Linked DNA regions of Homo sapiens: region 2 is linked to region 1. Evidence: chromatin loops called from intact Hi-C (ENCODE). Cell type or tissue: psoas muscle. All regions are shown on one strand.

What was found. Hi-C counts contacts between places; a loop is a spot of excess contacts. Peaks named below come from ENCODE experiments on the same cell type or tissue, not always from the same donor. Only the 100,000 strongest peaks of a DNase experiment are listed, where the experiment ranks them.
Region 2: a loop joins it to region 1, with 3 times the contacts of the local background. A loop is called at or near these places in 64 of 110 quality-filtered maps.

What each region holds. Positions count from the first base shown.
Region 1 is chr11:95,066,037-95,074,036 of GRCh38, forward strand. SRSF8 (serine and arginine rich splicing factor 8) reads left to right here and starts at 883. Exons shown (of 1, transcript NM_032102.4): 1 at 883-5,189. The coding sequence starts at 1,191. The coding sequence ends at 2,039. RefSeq lists enhancers at 707-1,464, 1,189-1,378, 1,959-2,068, 2,376-2,555, 2,566-2,625 and silencers at 859-938, 3,798-3,857. In psoas muscle, CTCF peaks have their summits at 1,109 and 3,808 (motif pointing right); DNase peaks (open chromatin) are centred at 1,125, 1,715, 2,655 and 3,845; H3K4me3 peaks cover 3,968 bases; H3K27ac peaks cover 3,471 bases.
Region 2 is chr11:95,760,824-95,768,823 of GRCh38, forward strand. No RefSeq gene overlaps it. Among named protein-coding and RNA genes, the nearest start is that of FAM76B, 25 kb to the right of the region's middle. In psoas muscle, a CTCF peak has its summit at 3,678 (motif pointing left); no DNase peak of the experiment used is centred here.

The sequences.
Region 1 (8,000 bases):
CCAGCACTCCAAGATGCTCTAGGCCCTTTCTGTATATTTCCTTTCCAGATTTAGAAACTGTATTTCTTCATCAGTATTGCTAGATTGTTTTTTTCTTTAAAAGTGTTAGATTTCAGTTTTATTAATCATCTTTTTAAAAAAACATATTGTCCCTTTTATTTGTAATTCTATTTTTATTTTAATGTTTTATTTTTTGTTTTGGTTTTGTTTTACTAATTGCTTGACTTCAACATAAAAAAAGTTTTAGAAATGTGGTTATTAATTTTCAAGTAAATATGATTGGATTCAGGTTTTTTATTTTTAACCTTCAATATTATTTCACTGAGGTCCAGATGTGCTGAATTTATTGACCTATTAAATTTTAATTGACATTTATTTTGTAGTCTTGTATTGGGAAATTCTTCTGTTTTCTATATATTTTTGGTTGTTGCAGGTTATATGATCAAAATTGTTGTTTGTTGTGCAAATTATTATAGCATTACTAGTTTTGTTCTCTGCACTATTGATTTCTGAGAAAACGGTGTTACGGGGAAAAAACAAACTTCCATCATGAGTGCAGATTTTTCAGTTTTACCTTATAACTCTCAGTCTTGGCTATGTGTCACTGTTATGTGTTTAGGTGCGTTAAGTTCATCACTGTAATGTTTTCCTAGTGAATTTTCTTTTCAATAACTATGAAATGTGCTCCTTTGATCCTATCAATACACTGGATATTAATATTGTTGCCCTAGGTTTCTTTTGTTTAATATTTGTCTGGATTGCCTGTTCCCATAAATTGACCTTTAATCAGTTAGCTTTGTTCTTAAGATTGGTTTAAAACGTAGAATAATAGGGAGGAGCATGGGAGGGTGGGACGTCTAATGTAAATCCAGCCCAGTGATTACATTAGCTGGGCGCTGATTAGGTTAGGATGTTGCCCAGGTACAAGGCCAGGATCTTCGGGGCCTGGCTTCATTTGGAGTTCAGCTACCAAAAGGAAACCTTCCTCTGGGTCCTGGAGTATTTGGCCTGAAATTGGGAACTCGGAAGTTGCTGCTCCAGGGCGCTCCCTGCGGAGCTCCGCCGCCCGCCTCTCCGCCCGGCCTTTCCCGGCGTCCCCACGCGGGGCGCAACCGCGAGAAAGAAACGCAGGTCGCACCGTCAGCGCCCAGAGCAGCGCCAGTTTCCGGGCCCGGGCTGCTCTCGGAGCCATGAGCTGCGGCCGCCCCCCTCCCGACGTGGACGGCATGATCACCCTCAAGGTGGACAACCTGACCTACCGCACCTCTCCCGACAGCTTGAGGCGCGTGTTCGAGAAGTACGGGCGCGTGGGCGACGTGTACATCCCGCGGGAGCCCCACACCAAGGCGCCCCGGGGCTTCGCTTTCGTCCGCTTTCACGACCGGCGCGACGCCCAAGACGCCGAGGCCGCCATGGACGGGGCGGAGCTGGACGGACGCGAGCTGCGGGTGCAGGTGGCGCGCTATGGCCGCCGGGACCTGCCCCGCAGCCGCCAGGGAGAGCCACGCGGCAGGTCCAGAGGCGGCGGCTACGGACGGCGGAGCCGCAGCTACGGGCGGCGGAGCCGCAGCCCCAGGCGGCGACACCGCAGCCGATCCCGGGGTCCCAGCTGCTCCAGGTCCCGCAGCCGATCTCGCTATAGGGGTTCTCGCTATAGCCGGTCTCCCTACAGCCGATCTCCTTACAGCCGGTCGCGCTACAGCCGCTCTCCCTACAGCAGATCTCGCTACAGGGAATCTCGCTACGGCGGATCTCACTACAGCTCATCTGGTTACAGTAACTCTCGCTACAGCCGATATCACAGCAGCCGGTCTCACTCGAAGTCTGGGTCCTCCACTAGCTCTCGCTCTGCATCAACCTCCAAATCGAGCTCTGCGCGACGATCCAAGTCCTCCTCGGTCTCCAGGTCTCGCTCGCGGTCCAGGTCTTCATCTATGACCAGGAGTCCTCCCCGGGTATCCAAGAGGAAATCCAAGTCAAGGTCGCGATCCAAGAGGCCCCCCAAGTCTCCTGAAGAGGAAGGACAGATGTCCTCTTAAGAAAATGATGCATCAGGAAGCAACGTGATGGAGGACTTGGGGGAAAAGGATCACATACTCAGTCTATGGAAGCAACGTCCCTGGAAGAAGAGGCTGCCTATTGAAAAGGTTGTGTCACACTTTTCTACCTTTTTGCCAGTTTGAAGCTTTGCATCAGGTGGCAAAATTCATTCTATGTGCCGTTTTGTTGTTATTCACATTTTATTGTAACTTAGGAGGTGAACGACCTAAGATTACGTTATTGGGTTTGGATATTTGAGGCAAAAATTTATTTTTATTTCTATAGTGATGACTGTTTTGGTTTGAAATGAACAGATTGGTAACCTAATTTGTGGCCTCCTGACTTTTAAGGAAACGTGTGCAGCCATTACACACAGCCTAACGCTGTCAAGACATGCTTCAACATTGCCTTCATTCCTTAAAAACCTACAAAAGGTGGTGTAAATTAATATGGATAATTTTATTTACCTCCAGGTCTAAAAGGTAGTGTGACCCAAATTTGTATAAAGATTTTTCATGTGAAAGGACTGGGGTTTTAGCAAACACAGGTCTAATCTCTTTTGTGTTTTTGTGCACCAGGCCCGGCTGCGTAGCAGTTGAGTGATGCTGGTTAGCTATTAAGGTGGCCTGTTGCAGTGCAGAGTGCTGAGCTGCTTCCTGTTTTCTTCTGATTGCTCCTGGGGAAAACACGCCTTGTCCTGAAGAACAAATGGCTGTCCAGTTTATTAAAATGCCTGTCAACTGCACTTCCAGTCACCCAGGCCTTGCAGATAAATAATGGAGCATGCAGTGAGCACATCTAGCTGACGATAATCACACCTTTTCCCCCGTCTTTTCTGAAAAATTGTAAATCTGATCATATCAACATGTATGAACTTAAAATATGGAGAATGTTATGGAAGAAATAGTTTATAAGTTTGTTAAGTACTTATAACATGGTTTATCTTTTTGATTATTAATTTTTTACGCTAACCATTGTTTCTGTAGTTAAAATTGTTTTCTTGGTGTTATCTTTTCTCAGAATAAAATTAGAAACTTTTGATGGAAAGTAGGTTGTTTTATTTTCTGTATGACTTTTGGATATTTGTACTTTTGAGAAAATTATTAGCACCAAGTGTTTCTCAAAATATAATTTTTAAAAAATCCTTAATAGGCTTTTAGCTATGTGCTTTATTGTTTTATCACAATGCAGTTTATTTGTAGTTTCTCTCTTTTTTCCTCACACCTATGGTTTTTTTACTTCCAAAATTATTTTCAAATAATCCATTTTTGGCTTTCATCATTATCCCTACTAGATGTTATGTGTTCTTTTGCAATTGTTTCTGCTTATACCTTTACTAGCAAAGGGAAAAATAACAATTTGGTGTCAATGATCTGGTGACAATAGGATTACATTGGAGCCAATTGAATAAATTTATTCTTTCAATCATATGGATCTTCATTAATATTTTTGACTGAATTATCAATTAAAAATATTTCATTCCCTTTGTGCAGAAACTGCTAAATCCAGGGTTCGATTCTTGAATGAACTGGCAAGGTGGCTGTGGTCTGTAGATATACATCCCACATTTTGTTGTTATAACAGTTAGTAGTTAGTATTGCTTTCATATATAGACTCCAGAATCTAAATTTTACGATAATGACATTTCTTCTGGTCATGACAAATGTAATATTTTACAAATATAAATCTACGTAGAATCCAAAGACACACACAGAGCAGTCCTGTCTGAGAAATAAAAAATCAGGACACCCATGGCATCGTAGTAGCCCCTCGCGTCCAGCAGGTGGCGAAGGGAGGTGAGGTATATTTATTAAATGGGACCGAGTGGGACGGGGACGGGGCAGCCCTAAGGGTAGGGAAGCATTGTCAATTTCTGGGGATAGAATGAGACCCAGGCATAGCTGGAGTTTGAAGCTTTGAAGCAAAAATATCTGTAGAACATCTTAAACGTGACCAAAATATGATGTTAAAATCAGCAACTCTTTATACGTTAAAAACTTTGAAACCTGTGGCCGGGCATGGTGGCTCGCGCCTGTAATCCCAGCACTTTGGGAGGCCAAGGCAGGTGGATCACCTGAGGTCAGGAGCTCAAGACCAGCCTGACCAACATGGTGAAACCCCGTCTCTACTAAAAATACAAAAATTAGCTGGGCATGGTGGCGCATGCCTATAATCCCAGCTACTCGGAGGCTGAGGCAGGATAATCGCTTGAAACCGGGAGACAGAGGTTGTGGTGAGCCGAGATCACGCCATTGCACTCCAGCCGGGGCAACAAGAGCAAAACTTCATCTCAAAAAAAAAAAAAAAAGAAAAAGGAAAAAAACAAACAAACAACAACTTTGAAACCTAGGAACAATTTTGGACCTGTTGGAGCAGAAATGTGTAGTTGTCATTGAAGGTGTGAACATACCCTACCTCTACTCTACATGTGGAAGACCTGACCCACAGAGGACATGAACCCATGAAGAAGAGTGATGTGACATGTTTTGCATTTTATTAGTACCATGATCTAACCAACTGAGCTAACTGGCCACACCATTTTATCCTTTATAATGATCACTATGAGGGCTGAGTGCAGAATGGAGTGTATGTGGTCAAGAGTGGAAGCTGTGAGGCTATTGCAGTAATCCAGAAAGAAAGGTGACAATGGCTTAGACTTCAGTGGTAGTGTTGGAAATGGACATAAATAGACATATTCAGGAAATATATTGATCTTAGATCTAATAAGACACGTAATAGATTAGAAGTAGGGAAATTAATGAAAAAGCAGAATTAAGGATGACTTCTCACTGGCTTGAAATGCTAAATGGATGACGGTGCTGTTTAGTGAGTTGGGGAAGACTGGGCGTGGTGATGGGTGTAGAAATTGAGAAAGGAAAATCAAGAATTTCCAGAACTTTCAGAGCAATGTTAAATACTTTCCTTGATAGTGGGTCAGTCATCATTTATAAGTGCATTTCTAAAAATATTGCTTAATTTTGTTTTTGAGCTTTGTATAAGTGGAATTTTGTGTGTACTGATTATTTTGCTCAATACTATGTCTTTAAGATTCTCTGTATTGTTGCATGTGGCTGAGTTTATTTTTGATGCTGTGTAGTGTTTTACTAATTAATAAATCATAATTCAGTTTTTACTGTTCTATTGATGGACATCTGGGTTGTTTCCTATTTTAGTTATTCTGAATAAGGAAGCAATGAATATTTTTATACATAAAACCTGATGTACACGTGTATATATATTTCAGGTATCAATCCCAAAAGTGCATTTTCTGGGTTATAGATCAAGTACATATTCAATTTTGTTAGATAATTTTCAACTATTTTCCAAAGTAGTTCTACCAATATATACTATTATCATCAATTGATGAGAATTCTACTTGCTCCACATCCTCATTAACACTTGTTAACGTCAGACCTTTTAATATTTGCAAATCTGATGGGTATATAGTGGTATTTCATTTGGTTTTAATTTTCTTTACCCTGATTACCAAAAGGTTGTAGCTTTTTATTTGTTTGTTTTTTAGCCACTTGGATATCCTCCTTTGTGAAGTGCCTTTTCAATAATTTGTCCACCTTCCTATTGGGTCACCTGTCTTTTCTTAACAATTTAAAGGTATTTTCTATGTATCTGGATCTTATTTGTCTTTATGCCCTATAAATATATTTTCCCATTCTGTGGCTTGTTTTTTAATTCACTTTATGATGTCTTTTGATGAGTTATTTTTACACTAATGTAGCTAAATTCTTCAAACATTTTGTGGTTAGTGTTTTATATGTCTTGTTTTCTAATTTGAAGCAGTAAAGATAGTTTCATATATTATTTCCTATACTCAGTATAGTATTGTCTTTCAGCATTTAGTACTTTAACACAACTGAAATTGATTTTTGTGCATGTGGTGAGGTAAAAATCTAACATAATTTTTTTCCTACTTGGATATCAATTTTTAAAGCACTATTTATTGAAAACTCCTTTCCTATCCAATCTGCCACCTCTACCATATATTAGTATCCATACTGGGTAAGTTTACTTCTGGATTCACTATTTATTTCTATTGAGATATATACATATACATATACATACTGTGTATGTGTATATATACATGTATACACATACATATACATATATAAAGATGTAGATATATATAGAAGATATAAAAGATATATAGTCTGTAATATATAACATATATATAATTTTATGTAAATAGAATATATATAAAGTCTAAAATATATTTTATTTATATTTCATATATATTATGTATACTTATATATAATATATAAATATATAATGTAATTATGTATTATATATATAGAGAGAGAGACAGGCAGAGACAGAGACAGAGAGAGACAGAATCTTGCTCTGTTGCCCAGGCTGGAGTGCAGTGGTGTGATCTTGGCTAACTGCAGCCTCGACTTTTTGGGCCCAAGTCATCATCTCACTTCAGCCTCCCAAGTAGCTGGGACTACAGGCACACACCACCACATCCAGCTAACTTTTGTATTTTTTATGGAGATGAGGTTTTGCCATGTTGCCTAGACTGGTCTTGAACTCCTGAGCTCAAGTGATCTGTCCGCCTTGGCCCCTATTAGTATGTTTTTTCCATGCCTGCACCTAATACTGTCTTAATTACTTCAGCTTTATAATAAACCTTGATATCTAATAAAGCAAGTTCTCTCATCTTGTCTTCATCAAGAGTGGCTTAGCTATTCTTGGTGTTCCTCTTCCAGGAGAAGTGGATAACAAGATGAGATACTGAAAGTTCTACCCCTTGAACGGTTTTTCCCTTCTCCAGAATTGCTCAGGGACATACTGTGTAGGTTATAATGCCACCATGACCCATGCTAATGGTTGTAGCCACTTATGCACAGCCATTTGTAACTGAGCTTGATAATTTTACTTCCTCAATCAATTGCTTACCAGAGAATTCCCTACAAGGCTATATGTGAAGACTGGAAGAGGATAGCAGAGTGGCAAGAGCAGGCATACTGGGGACTATAAGTCACCTGCTTATGTGATTTACTTGTGTCTTCAGAACATGTCCCATCTTGGTCATTTCAGTCTTATTTCTGCTTGAGGGCAGAGAGCTGGCAGGTGTGACTCACTTTGTGTCTTGTTAGGTCAGTCATCACCCAGCTCATGATGGGAGGCTCAGGTCATATGCTCACCTATGGTCAAGTTTTTTTTATCTCTGCCAGGGCCCAAGAGCAAGTGAAGAGCTTCCAATGGAGAACTGTCATTTACTCAAGAGGAGAGTTATCTACTAAATACAGCATGGATTTGCTTCAGAAACCCAGAACAGTGGTTCTCAAACAGAAATGTACATTTGAATCCTGTGGGGATCATGTTAAAATGCAGATTTCAATTCAGTGAGTTTGGTCTGGGGCCTGAGATTCTGCATGTTTAATAAAATCCCAGGTATTGTCAGGGCTGCTGGTCATGGACCATTCTTTAAGTAGCAAGGATGTAGAAAACTCCATTGTGATTCTCCTGTGGGAACTTGATATGAAACATCAGTGTTTCTCAAAGTGTCCTTCCCCTCCTTGCAACAGCAGAATCAGTATCACCTGGAAACGTGTTAGAAAATTCCAGAATTGGTGAGGCCAATTCTAGGGCCTCACTTCCCAGACCTACCAAATTAGAAACTCTAAGATAGGACTCAGCAATCTGGTTTAACAAGCTCCCCAGGTGATTCTAATATGCACTAAAGTTTGAAAACCACTGTTCTCCATAGGTTGCTGGTTCTCAACCAATTAAATCAGTATCTCTGGAAGTGGGACATAGGTATCAACACTATTTTTAAGTTCCCAAGCTGGGCGTGGTAGCGCATGCCTGTACTCCTAGCTACTCAGGAGGCTGAGGTGAGAGGATCCCTGGAGTCCAGGAGTTTAAGGCTGCAGTGAGCTATGAGTTTTGTGGGAAAATATTCTAAACCGTAACAAGGACCTATAATTACCATCTGAGAC
Region 2 (8,000 bases), 690 kb after region 1:
TAGATCTTAATTTAACAAACTAAAACATGGTCTCTTAAGAAAGTTTGAACACTGATAATTGATATTAAGAAATTATATGAGATAATGAAATTAAGATTATATTTTTAGAAATAATATTTTTGTTTAGAAACATATATTAAATACTTATGAATAAAATGATATGATGATTAGGATTTCCTTGGAGATAATTGTGGGAAGTTGGGTGTGGATACAGATGAAATCAAATTGACCTTCAACTTGGGTAGGACAGCTGGTCTTCTTTCCCTCTCCATGTAGCCTCAGAATTTTCCACTCCATGTGGTCTTTCCATGTGGTCTTTTTAGCAGCACAGCTGTGCTTTATATATGAAGTTCTCCCAAGAGCACAAAACTGGAAACTGCCAGACCCTTTCAAGGCTTAGGCACAGAACGGACACAGTGTCACTTCCTTTGCATTATACTGGTTAAAGGGAGACACAGGGCCATCCTAGATCAATGCAGCAGGGAACTACACATGGTGTGAATACTGGAAGGCATGACTCGTGGGGCAAATTTGTGGGGACTGGTAATTCATACCATATCTGAGTTTTAAAGCTAAGATGTCTTCTTTTCCATAACTGAGGACTGCTGTATGCCAGCCATTTGCAGTAGGTGGGGAGAGAGGCCCTGGTCATTCTCTTCCCCTACTTGGCATTTGTCCTCTTCCTCCAGCTTGTATTTCTGGCCCAGCTAGTGCCAAAGCAGGGGGAAGCTGGAGCAGTAAAGAAGTGGGAATTTTTACTGAAATGGTGTTATTATAATATAGCTTCACTCTCTGAATTTGGCAAATGTTTGGAGCTGATTCCTTCTCTTGTGATGGGATGGGTAGCTGGATTGGTGCTTTTATGTGTTCTTTTGAGATCTCCCTCCAAGTCACTGAGAACTTTTTATTGTACTTTCCATAGCATGGACATTTTCCTATGGCTCACCGCTCCCCTAAAAGCTCAGGTTTTATCTCAACTATTCAATTAAAGACTTTCTGCTGGAACTCCCTCACTTCTCACTTCCCACCCACCCAAAGCCATCATCTTGAGCAAAATTTAGAATAACTCCAAGCCAGATACATCATATTCCCAATTGGACACAATATTCATATATCCTTGACTCAATAATCTCTGAGGATGGACGACGATCTCAATGCGATGGCATTTTCTTTGTTGGTACCATCAGAAAAGCTGGCCAGCTATGCCAGATTTTAGATTTTTCAGGGGCAGTTGGACACCAGACCATGTTGTCCCCGACCAGAGACATGGAATTTAACAAGTTCTTCAGGTGAATTCATTGAAAATCTTTACTTCTGGTGGGGAAAACACCCCAAACCTACCTCCTTGGATAGACAGGAAGGGCTTACATCTCATCTCTCTCCAAATCTTTTCCTGGGTACCACTCTCAACCTCTTTAGCCCCTCAGTTCTGGTGAGGGAATAAGAATTGTGTCCTGAGTTTTCAGCTACCTCCGTTTTGCAAGTTTCTGAGTGTGGCTCACCTCACCTTGGTATCTATTGGTACCTTGCTGTCTCAATCATGAATTTTAATCTCATATCCTATGATAAGTGATCTGTATGCCCAAGCTGAATTCACAGCCCTATTTCCAAATAAAATGTTTGTTTTTCACTCCTTTTCAAATGCTCCTAAAGCTTTTCTTACTCTAGTACTTTGAGATAAGTATATGGAAAGCCTAGCTATTGAGGTAACAGAAAACGTGCATTTTGTTTTAAAAATAAGTCATATTACAAAATCCTCCTACTTCTTTACTCAAAGGAAAAATTAAATACGGACAAATGCCCTTTTATCCCTCCACTCTATAAAACTACTCACATACTTATAGTCTAGGAAACAGGCCACTTCATTGACATAGATGATCAGAAATTGTGGGCCCATCTTGGTAACCATAGGAGCAGGCAGCTGATGACATCAGAGGCCTGCATTGCGGCTTCTGATTGCTCAGAGTTGCTATGCTGAAGGAAATCAGAAGGTGATGTAAGGAAAACACCATATTAAATACATTTCATTCCATTTGAGAGGCACTTGGAAATGATTTCTAAAATTCTCTAAATTCCTGCAGCCATTTTTAAACCTTCCATTTGAATAAAATGTATATTGCAAAAAGAACTTAAGACAATTTGAAAATAAGAATGCAGACTTCATTTAGCATATATATACACACAAACACATATTATATATATATTTACTGGTTATGAGTTTTGACTGTTAGTTTGACTATAAAAGCACCTAGCTACAGAATGGTTATGCCATGACCCCAGACTAAGTCACACTTGTATTAAAAGTCATTTTAATATAAACAAAAGTTGGATGCAGTAATTATGCTGGCTTGGTGTTTGGTTTTATTTCTTTTATTTTTATTTTTTGAGACGGAGTTTCACTCTTGTTGCCCAGGCTGGAATGCAATGGTGCGGTCTCGGCTCACTGAAACCTCCGCCTCCAGGGTTCAAGCGATTCTCCTGCCTCAGCCTCCCGAGTAGCTGGGATTACCAGCATGTGCCACCATGTCCAGCTAATTTTGTATTTTTAGTAGAGATGGAGTTTCTCCATGTTGGTCACGCTGGTCTCAAACTCCTGACTTCAGGTGATCCACCCGCCTCAGCCTGCCAAAGTGCTAGGATTACAGGCGTGAGCCACCACACCCGGCTGGTGTTTGGTTTTTGTATGAACTCCACTTTTCCCAGTGCCCCACCTTCCTTTCAGCTACTTTCCAGGTTTCTCAGGTTACCTTCTCACTGCTGTTCCACCTCATCGTTTTCAGTTTCAGTCATCACTTTTCAGGTATTTTCTAAACTGTACAGTTTTTCTAGCTGCATTGATAAAAGAGGGGGTCACAACAGAAGGTGAATGGTCCAGCCCTTATGAACCCTTGATGTCCCAGTAGACATTGTTCCATGAATAATAGGGGAGGCCTAATAATCCTCTTGAAGAAAAATTCATGTCACATAGAATGTGCAAAAATGAGCAACATCTACAAAGAACGATCATTTAGGAGGCATTTAATACATGCGATGGCTTGATTCAAAGCCTATTTCTAGCCCAGGGGGTAATCCAAGCCTCAGCCTTGGTTTCATGGCTGCACAGGTTGTGTACTGTAGAATTCCAGGCTTCCAGGGGTGCATTGACAATGAAAAGCTCAATAATGCAGTGCCCATGTCATGTCTCTCTAGGAGACAATGGCTTAGTTGGAGATAGTAGGCTTCTGATTTAGAATTGATGATTTCTTAACCTATTATGTTACCCCTGGGTATACTGGGTGCAGGAACTTCCTCACAGATAGATGAAGGAGGGACCAAATAAATGTTGCACCTAGTGCATCAGTAGGACTGGATTTAGAGGGAAAGAAATGTGCACAAAAAAATCCAGTATGGAAATCTTTAAAGCAACTCCTTAAAATAGTATTTGCAAATTCAAAAACAATCCATTCAAAGACAAAATTATATTTTAAAACTCACTTTTATCGAATGGAAAAAAAAATGTACACTGGAATTGTGAAAAATAAATTGCATCTGAAAATGGGTTACCGTACATAATGAAACATTGTTACAAAGAGTATGAGGATGCTTGCTCTGATTACAGTGACTCCTGTAACAACGTGGCAAGTGAAAATACTGTATTATTTAGTAGTGAAGCCCTCCCCCTAGTGGAAATAGGTAGGAATTTTAAGAAAAAGGGTTAACACTTTTAAATACATTTTATTTCCTCTTAATATTTACAGAATTAAAGAAAAGAGGTGGAGAATAGCTGTAGTGTGGTATAAAGACTTTTCTTACAGGGCTTTTAGGCCATTATAAGAGCTGAGATGTAAAACTATTTTAGAGTTTTGAGTAGAGCAGCTGGTATGGTCTGAATGTTTGCATTCCCTCCCAAATTTATATGTTTTATTTTAATCACCAAGGTGATGGTATTAGAAAGTGAGGCCTTTTGGAGATGATTATGTCATGAGAAATCTGATCCAATGAATGGGATTAGTGCCCTTAAAAAAGAGGCCCCAGAGAGCTGCCTTGCCCTTTCCACCGTGTAAAGACACAGCAAGAAGGTTGTTTATGAGCATGGGTCCTTATCACACACAGAATCTACCAATTCCTTGATCTTGGACTTCCCAGCCTCTGCAACCATGAGATATAAATTTCTAATGTTCATAAGCTACCGAATCTAAGGTGTTATGTTATAGCAGTGCCAATGAACTAAGCAGGGGTTCTCAACCCTCGGCTGAGACTACTGACATTTTCAGTTAACAAATTCTTTATTGCATAGGGCTGTTTCGTGCATTGTCGAATATTTGGCAGCATCCCTGGCATCCACTCACTTGATGCTAGTAGCAACCTCTCCCCAACCCCACCAGTGTGATAATCAAAAATGTCTCCGGACATTGCCAAATATCCCCAGGGGAGCAAAATCACCCTCAGTTGAGAACCACTGGAATAGAGGGATAACATGACATGACATCTTTTAATAGGATCACTCTTTGTTGAGAACAGACTGCAGACAACAGAGATACCAGTTAGGATTGGAGATGACAAAAAAAAAAAAAAAAAAAAAAAGGTCAAACTTGAAGTTAGAGCTTGCAGAACTTTTCAAAGAACAGCCATGAAGTGGGAGAAAAAGAGTCAACAATATCATCAAGGATTTTGGCCTGTAACAACTAAAATTGAGTTGCCATTATCAGAGATGGGAAGATAGCAGAGTGGCTGCCTTGGTAGTTGTTTGGACTGGGGAGTGCAGATAAAGAGTACATCATTTTGGACGTGTAAAACTTGAGAGCCTTTGTAAGACACCCAGATGGAGATACCAAGTTTCATTGAATAGAAATTCTGGAAATTAGGGGGAGAGGTCTAGGCCGTTACTGTAAGTTTGGGAGTCATTAGGCTTATAGGTAATATTAATGAGTTTACCAAGAAAGCAAAAAAAGAGCCCTGAGCAACTCCAACCATTCCATGTAAGGGATAAGAGAAGGAACCAACAAAAGAAACTGAAAAGCATCACGAAAGGTAAGGGGTTAAAAAACGAAACAAAACAAACAAACAAAAAAAACAGGCAAATGTGATGTTCTAGAAGTCATGAACCTTTGGACATTTTTTCTCTTTACACAAAATGGTTTCATCTTAGTAAGTCCCTCCCTAATGTAAACATTTGTGAATATCTATACTTTATTATACTTTCTGCAATGATTTATTTACCTAGCTGTCTCTTCTAGATTATGAGCTCCTGGGAATAAGATTTATCTTTGCATCTTTGTAGTAATTAGCATAGTGACTGGTGCATAGCAGCACATAACACATGTTCAACTGATAATTAAATTTAACAGGAAATTCACCTCCCTGAAATGAAAATGTCTATACAGTAAGATATCACTCATTGAGATTCTCAATTAAAAATTAGCAAAAACTCAGATATAATTCAAATAACTGTGACATTTAAATTATGTCGCATCAAGGATCAAGGACACAGTACCAGCATCTGCCATGTTTGATCCTACTATGAAAGGGATACCAATCCTTGCCTCGACGTCAACCAGTGTATCAGCTTTTGTTTTATATATTGGGACTCTTGATAAGATTTTATTTAAAAAAAAAAGTTTCCATGGCTGAAAACTATGATGCCATTAATCAACCCTAATAGAATTTTCATCGACTGCATCAAGGGACATGCTCCAAAGTTGAAAAGGTAGTTAGCCTTTATATTACCTTATGTATTATTTTTAATTGATTAAAAGTCATATTATAAATCTATTATTATATTATGTAAAGTGCTTTGTGTATCAATACTTTACCTTAATGTTCATTAATAACTCTGTAATTACACAGATGAGGAAACTGAAACTCAGAGATATTAAGTACACCTCCAAGACACCTAGCTAGCAAATGGCAAAGTGGGATTTGAAACCTGACATTACACTAAAAAGTCGTCTTAAATATTTAATAGTGGTCTTAAATGCCTCACATGCACAGCTATGAAATGACAACAAATAATCGCTGTTGTTGTTTTAGTGTGGAAATTGTTTTTGTTAAGTAGGGGGAGAAAGGAAGAATGGAAACAGGAACCAGAATTACATTGTGGCATGATCATAGCCATTACTCACAATGCTGCAAGAAAACATATAAAACAGAAACAAATATGTCACCTGGGAGAACTGTGAGTGGTTTTTTCTTTTTTCTCCTGATTTTTGTGCTGTGCATTTTTTTTTTCAATAAGCATGTATTGTTCAAATTGAGCGTAACTTGGCAGGCAGGGGTGATGGTGGTAGTGTTACTTGTTATTAAGAAAAAATTTACACAAAAGTTGAATATAGTATAATAAACCACCATATAACTATCACCCAGTTTCAAAAATTAACAACTCACACCCAATCCTGTTTCATTTATATTCTCGTATCTCCCTCCCTATACTATTTTGAAGCAAATACCAATCATCATACCATTTCATTATAAATATTTTAGTAGGTGTCTCTAGGACTCTAAAAAGATAGCTGCAACACCATCATCACATCTGAAAAGTTAACAGTACTTAATTCCTTAAAATCATTACATAACCAGTGTTCAAATTTTCAGTTCTCATACATGTTAAAAATTTTTAATTTCTTGATTCCAGATCCATATCAGGGTCACATATTGTGACTGGTTTATATTAAGTACCTTTTATACTATAGGTTCTCCCTCCACTGATTCCCTCTGCTTGCAACTTATTGAACAACTGTGCCAACTGTATCCTTTTGGTGTCACTCAACATGATCTTCCATCCTTTCTATTTTTGGTTAATTGGTAGATGCTTCGTCAGATTTAGGTTTGATTCTTTTTGGCAAAACTTTATAGGTAGCAGTGTATTCCTCCATCAGAAAGCACTTAAGAATGTGTTTGTGTATTGTCAGTAGCTGCTGATGACCAATCCTTAACTCCATGAGAGGTTGCAAAATAGTGATGTTGCAATTCCATCCTTCCTTTTTCATTAGAATGTTTTAAAGAGAAACTACCCCCCATCTACTACTTACCTACCCAATGGTATAGTTTGTATGGGAAATGCAGGGAATATTAAAATGATAGTTCTCAAAATGTGAGCTCTGGGCCAGAAGCAGCATTACCTGAGAACTGAGAACTGAAAATTCTTAGGCTCCATCCCAGACCCACTGAATCAGAAAACTGGGGATAAGGTCCAGCAACATGTGTTTATCATGCCCTCCAGGTAACTCTGATGTATACTAACGTTTGAGAAACAAGGGACTACACCTGAAGTCTTGAAATGCCCTTGCTAAAAGCTGTTAGCTTTTACTACACTTTATAATACCAAAGTTAGGTTCCAGATTTTTTCCCAAGCACAGTATCTGCCCACCTAGTCTACAAATGAAAGAATCACACCTTCAACTTTTAACTTATCAAACAATCTAGCATGGTACTAGTCATGTTCCAAAGCTTTCAAAAACTTAACTATAGCTTGAAATACTTGCTCAATTAGATGCAAATTTATTTCTTCCAGGAAAAATAACTATTGCACTAAAGTGGTCTGAATGGACAGACAGGAAAATAGTTTCTAATGTTTGGCCTAAACTTCTCTCATGTATCTGTTGTTTCAGGGTTTCATACTGGAAAAAGGGGGTAAAATGTAGATGAAGCTATGTAGGCTCAATAATGGTCCCCCAATATGTCCATGCCCGAACCCTTGGAACCAGTGAATACATTACCTTATATGACAATAGGGACTTTGCAGATGTGACTAGGTTAAGAACTCGAGATGGAAAAACTACGTTGTTTGTGCAGGTGGAGCCAATAATGTTCTCATAAGGTCCTTATGAGAGGGAACAGAGGGAGACACTCTGAGAAGGTATGATGACAGCAGCAGAGAGAGATTTGAGATGCTACAATTTGGGCTTTGAAGATAAAGGTCAATGAGCTCATAGCATGCAAGGAATGCAGCTCTAGAAGCTGGAAAAGGCAAGAAAACAGATTTTCCCCTACAGCCTCCAGAAAGAAGCAATCCTGCCAATACC